2 separate regions of the Homo sapiens genome follow, and region 1 is linked to region 2. Evidence: read pairs that join two places in POLR2A ChIA-PET (ENCODE). Cell type or tissue: OCI-LY7. All regions are shown on one strand. Links, peaks and the distances in the headings refer to the core of each region. The heading gives the core; the rest is flanking DNA.

Region 1 (2,908 bases), core at 103-2,602, 61 kb after region 2:
GGAGCGGGACCCCTTAATGCGACTGTAGCTGACGACGGTCTCCCTTGCTCAGGCATGGACAGCTGGGCCATGGGACCCTGGAGGCAGAGCTGGAGCCACGGCTGTTGGAGGCGTTGCAGGGCCTAGTCATGGCTGAGGTGGCCGCGGGGGGCTGGCATTCTGTGTGTGTGAGTGGTGAGTGACTTAGTGCTTCTCCAGACGAGCTCATGATCTTGTGCAAACCTTCCTCCTCGTTTTCCAGTTTGGGTGGGGGCCTACCCAGGCCTCCTTCCAAATTCATCCATCCATCGCCCAGTCAGTTATGACTCCTAAATGCCTCTCACCCTCGGCCTCCTCTGCCTGCACCATGGCCCACTCACGCCTGGACTCTGGCATTTGTTCCTAGCTTCTCTGTTACTGGTCTCACTGCCCCTCCCCTCCTCTCCCCACCTGCTCCCAGCCAGGACTGTCTCTTAACAGTGCTGCCGAGGGAGTATGGAGTGTGAGGGGGCAGCTGAGCCAAGGAAAACGCAGAAACGCTGCAGTTGCCTAGGGGGCCATGATGTGTGGCACAGGGTGGACACTGGGGTGCCCACCAGGCACCAGGATGGTGATGAGTGTGTCCCTGTGGTGGTGCCACAGCTGGCCAGAGTGAGGAGTTTCACTTGGTGATCCAGGTGTAGCTCCTTCCTAGGCTGTTAGAGCCCATGCAGAGAGGGTGAGGCTGGGAACAGATGATCTTTGTCTGTGTCTGGGGCTCTCATTCTGGCTGCTACGTAGATCACCTGGAAGCTTAAAAAATTACCAATGCCAGGGGGCCGGGCGTAGTGGCTCATGCCTGTAATCCCAGCACTTTGGGAGGCCGAGGTGAGTGGATCACGAGGTCAGGAGTTCGAGATCAGCCTGACCAACATGGTGAAACCCCGTCTCTAAAAAAAAATACAAAAATTAGCTGGGTGCAGTGGTGTGCGCCTGTAGTCCTGGCTACTCGGGAGGCTGAGGCAGGAGAATCGTTTGAACCTGAGAAGCAGAGGTTGCAGTGAGCCGAGATCGTGCCACTGCACTCCAGCCTGGGCGACAGAGCGAGACTCAGTCTCAAAAAAAAAAAAAAAAAAAAAAGAAAAGCTACCAGTGCCTTCCTCCACACCATATTCTCATGGAATGGGCCTGGGCTGGTTGCCAAGCTCAGGAAACCCTGGGCTGAGCCTCGCCAACGTGGCAAAACCTCGTCTTTGTACAAAAAATATAAAAATGAGCTGGGCGTGGCGGCTCGTGCCTGTGGTCCCAGCTACTCGGGAGGCTGAGGCTGGAGGATCACTTGAGCCACGCGTGAGTGGAGGTTGCAGTGAGCCAAGATCACACCACTGCACTCCAGTCTGAGTGACAGAGTGAGACTCTGTCTGTCTAAAAAAAAAAAAAAAACAAAAAAAAAAAACCCCAACCTTGGGCTGGAGAGACCAGAGGGCTGGAAACAGCCCAGTGGGACGCCCTGCACTCAAGGTCCAGAAGGAGTTTGAGGCCTTAAGTTTAGTGTAGAGGCTGAAGCACGGACACATCCCACCAGACTTCCTAGTTTCAGATCATTGCTCGGGCCCTGGGACCTCGGGCCTGGTACTTAACCCCCTCTGTGCCTCAGTTGTGAATAAAATAGGGATCCTGCGTAAATGGTGATATTGTCATAAAACCACCTGTAGGGCTATTGTGAGAATTAAGTGATTATATTTGAAAAGCATGTGAAACATCAGCATGGATTAAGCACTTCATAAAGCAGCTATTGTTAGAAATTTTTAGAATTAGGCAGCTGTTCCAACCAAAAAGCTCCAGTGTTGTGGGAGGCCAGGAAGGGGAGAGCTGCACGTGGCTTTCATCAGGACCGGCTGTGGGTGCAGTTGAAAAAGGGGCACAGGCCGGCCCAGTGGTTGTTTTATTTACTTATTTAGAGACAGGGATTTTGCCATATTGCTGAGGCTAGTCTCGAACTTTTGAGCTCAAGTGATCTACCCATCTCAGCCTCCCAAAGTGCTGGGTTACAGGCATGAACCAATGCACCTGGCCCTGGCCCAGTGGTTTTGAAAGGGAGACCACTGCGGTACTTCTAGGGATACATTTCTGAAATGAGGGGCTATTTGGCAGCATAAGAATGGAAGTAGAAGGTCCAGTAAGGGACTTAAAGGGTGATCTGAAGGCATTGAGGGGATGTGAACCTAAGACAAGCCCCTGGGGCCCGAGGGGAAGCGCCTTGGCCTGGAGTGCTACCTTGGGCAGGGCAGGCTTTAGTTGTCCCCAGGAGCGGATGCGATGGGGAGGAGAGTTTGGATGGATGCAGGGGCTTCACAGTCTGTTTCATGTGTCCCCTTGATCTCTTTCAGAGACTGGGGATATTTATATCTGGGGCTGGAATGAATCAGGGCAGCTGGCCCTGCCCACCAGGAACCTGGCAGAGGATGGAGAGACTGTCGCAAGGGAAGGTGAGGGTCATCTCGGCTCCCACAGCCGTCTCCCCAGGATGTGGCTGTCATTCCTAACTCCTGGCTGTATGCTGGCCTCAGAGCTACACTGCTCAGATGGAGCATGTGAGCCCCTTATGGGAGGGAGCATTGGCAAGGCTGATGCCGGTCTTGGCACAACACACTTGTGCAGCAGTGCCAGCCCTGCCTGCAGAATGTAGGGGTTGGGAGCACCAGCTTTGGAGCTAGGCAGTCGTGTACCTCAGAGCTGTTGTGGCAATAAGTGACTGCATGAATAAGATTTAGCTCAGGGCTCAGTTGGTGTTCACATCATTATTATCATTCTGAAGCCACAGAACTGAATGAAGATGGTTCTCAGGTGAAGAGAACGGGTGGGGCTGAGGATGGAGCCCCTGCCCCCTTCATAGCTGTCCAGCCCTTCCCGGCATTACTGGATCTCCCCATGGGCTCAGATGCAGTCA
Region 2 (2,908 bases), core at 279-2,778:
CGGGGGAGAGATCAGGATGATATACAGGCTATGGCCAGATGGCGGTGTCATCCCCTGAAATAGGATTATAGGAAGAGGATCAGAGCTTCGAGGAGGATGTTGAGTTTAGAGATGTTGCATTTTATTGGAGATAAAAGTGTGGGTGAAGCCAGGTGTGGTGGTAGACACCTGTAGTCCCAGGTACTTGGGAGGCCAAGGCATGTGGATTGCTTGAGCCTAGTTTGAGACCAGCCTGGGCAACATGGCAAAACTCCATCTTTACAAAAACAAAAAACAAAAAACAAAAAACCAAGAAAATTAGCCAGGCGTGGTGGCACACACCTATAGTCCCAGCTACTCAGAAGGCTGAGGTAGGAGGATCAATTGAGCCTCGGAGGTCGAGGCTGCAGTGAGCTGTGATCACACCACTGCATTCCAGCCTGGGCAACAAAGCGAGGCCCTGTCTCAAAAATAAGTAAATAAAAATAATAAATAATTAATTTAAAATGTAGATGAATAGGTCTGGAAGCCCAGATGGAGATGAAGGCTGGCAATAGATGTGTGAATCATTGGCTTATGAATATTAGAGAGTAGCTGACACTATGGATGCGTATAACACTCGCATAAAATTCAGGAGGAGATGAGAAGAGAGTTCCACTCAAAGAAGACTGATGTGGCTGATGAGGAAGAAAATGCTTTTGAGGGAGTTGTTTCTCAAGATGAATTTATTGAGGAATAAGATGGCAGACTGGGGAGCCTTCACCTCCTCCCCTAAGTCCCAGTGAAACCTAAAAAGTCATCTGAAATATTAACATCACCAAAAGCGAAGTTTGAGAAGATAAGGAAGTATGAACATAACTAAAAAACAAAGTGGGAAACATTTGTAATACAGAACAGGGCAATGAAAACCTTGAAGTAAAATGGCCATCCCTCAAGAAAGTTCAGGAAATAGTTAACATCAGCTGGGTGCAGTGGCTCACACCTATAATCCCAGCACTTTGGAAGGCTGAGGCAGGTGGATCACCTGAGGTCAGGAGCTCGAGACCAGTCTGGCCAACATAGTGAAACTCCGTCTCTGCTAAAAATACAAAAAAAATTAGCCAGGCGTGGTGGTGTGCACCTGTAATCCCAGCTACTCTGGAGGCTGAGAAGGGAGAATTCCTTGAACCGGGGAGATGAAGGTTGGAGTGAGCAGAGACCGCGCCATTGCACTCCAGCCTGGGCAACAAGAGCGAAGAACAAAACTATGTCTCAAAAAAACAAAACACAGCAAACAAAAATCTATTTTGAAAGAGATGAGAGTGAGCCATATAACTTGTTTAAACAAAAGGAAGTTGTGTTGTCGTGTAATTAAATGAAAATACTAGGAAGTGAAATAATACCTCCAATGGAAATGGTAGAAAGCAGAACTGAAAAACTTCTGCTAGGTAGGATATGGTAGGTCTCTGCACGCCACCACTCCCATTGCAACCGCTAGGGAAAAAACAGCTAAGATGAAAATGTCTTTTTTTTTCTTTTTTTTTTTTTTTTGAGATGGAGTCTCGCGCTGTTGCACAGGCTGGAGTGCAGTGGCGCGATCTCAGTTCACTGCAACCTCTGCCTCTCGGGTTCAAGCGATTCTCCTGCCTCAGCCTCCTGAGTAGCTGGGATTACAGGCACGCATCACTACGAGCGGCTAATTTTTGTAATTTTAGTAGAGACGGGGTTTCAACATGTTGGTCAGGCTGGTCTCAAACTCCTGACCTCAAGTGACCCGCCCACCTCGGCCTCCCAAAGTGTTGGGATTACAGGGATGAGCCACCACGCCTGGCCGAAATGTCTTATTTTTAAAAAGAATGAAGAGTGGTCACAGAAATAAAGACTGAATGGACTAAAATTTCAAGGAGGGAAGAGCCCTTCCGAGTTGAACTAGTGATAGGCAGCTATTTTCTTCCCTGAAACATTTGCCCATTTGGGACATGAGGATCAGACTTGGCCCAAGCAGAGAGACTCTACTGGGGAAGAGAGAAAGGAACAGTTTTTGGTAGTTGCAAGGACTTGCTATGGATTAGGACCTAGAGGAGCACAAAATGCAGAGTGTTTTCCCCATGGGACATTTGCTGAGTTCTGAGGCAGTGCAGGAGACTGAGAAGGCAAGTCCCACAGTCTTGCAGTGTTTAGAGAGGAGGCCTGGAGTGAACAAATAGCTGGTCTCCCCAACATAAGGTATTTGCCAGGTTTTGCGCCTGTGTGGGTTGGGAAGCTAAAGAGCTCCCTTTAAATCTCTGAAGAGCAGAACTTTAAGATCTGAGAGAGACAGAGACTGACTAGGCTTTCAATCCAAAATCCAAGAGGGCCATTCCTAAGGAACAAGGACAACCAGGAGGGGATTGAATTTTACTGCAATTCCAACACTGCCCCAACCCAGTTCAGTACGTAATTGCATCGAAGTGACTAGCTCCTGTAGGGAATAACAAGATTTGAAGCCCCTATCCTTCTTTTATACCCAATATGTGACATACAATTAAAAATCATAAACCATGCAAAAAATGGAGAAATGTGGGGCTAATACATAAAAGAAAAAATAAATAAAAGCAGACCCACATGTGATCCAGGCATTGGAACTGGCAAAGATTTTTAAATAACTTGGTTAATATGTCAAATAGAGAAGAAGATGGACAAAAAAGAAGCAAATGTAGAGAATGTCAACAGAGTTGGAATCTATTAAAAGAGGATGAAAGGAGGCTATTGAACTGAAAAATACCCCTGAAATTACAAACTCATTGGATGGATTTCATAAACATTGATAGAAGTAAAGGATAAAATCACAATCGAATTTAGAAATTAAGTCATATCAGAAAACAGAATTAGTGAACTTAATAGGTTAAAAGGAGGTACCTAAACTGAAGTACAGAGAGGAAAAAAGAGAATGGAAGCTAAGAAACATGGG

The links. Peaks named below come from ENCODE experiments on the same cell type or tissue, not always from the same donor. Only the 100,000 strongest peaks of a DNase experiment are listed, where the experiment ranks them.
Region 1: POLR2A ChIA-PET joins it to region 2 with 6 read pairs; 16 of 35 experiments call an interaction of 5 or more read pairs at or near these places.

Annotation. Positions count from the first base shown.
Region 1 is chr15:90,957,552-90,960,459 of GRCh38, forward strand. It overlaps RCCD1 (RCC1 domain containing 1), which reads left to right. Exons shown (of 8, transcript NM_001017919.2): 4 at 53-174; 5 at 2,349-2,447; 6 at 2,777-2,908. Among named protein-coding and RNA genes, the nearest start is that of RCCD1, 4.1 kb to the left of the region's middle. In OCI-LY7, for the core only: no CTCF peak of the experiment used is centred there; no DNase peak of the experiment used is centred there.
Region 2 is chr15:90,895,926-90,898,833 of GRCh38, forward strand. No RefSeq gene overlaps it. Among named protein-coding and RNA genes, the nearest start is that of MAN2A2, 5.9 kb to the right of the region's middle. In OCI-LY7, for the core only: a CTCF peak has its summit at 1,433; a DNase peak (open chromatin) is centred at 1,426; H3K4me3 peaks cover 1,460 bases; H3K27ac peaks cover 1,414 bases.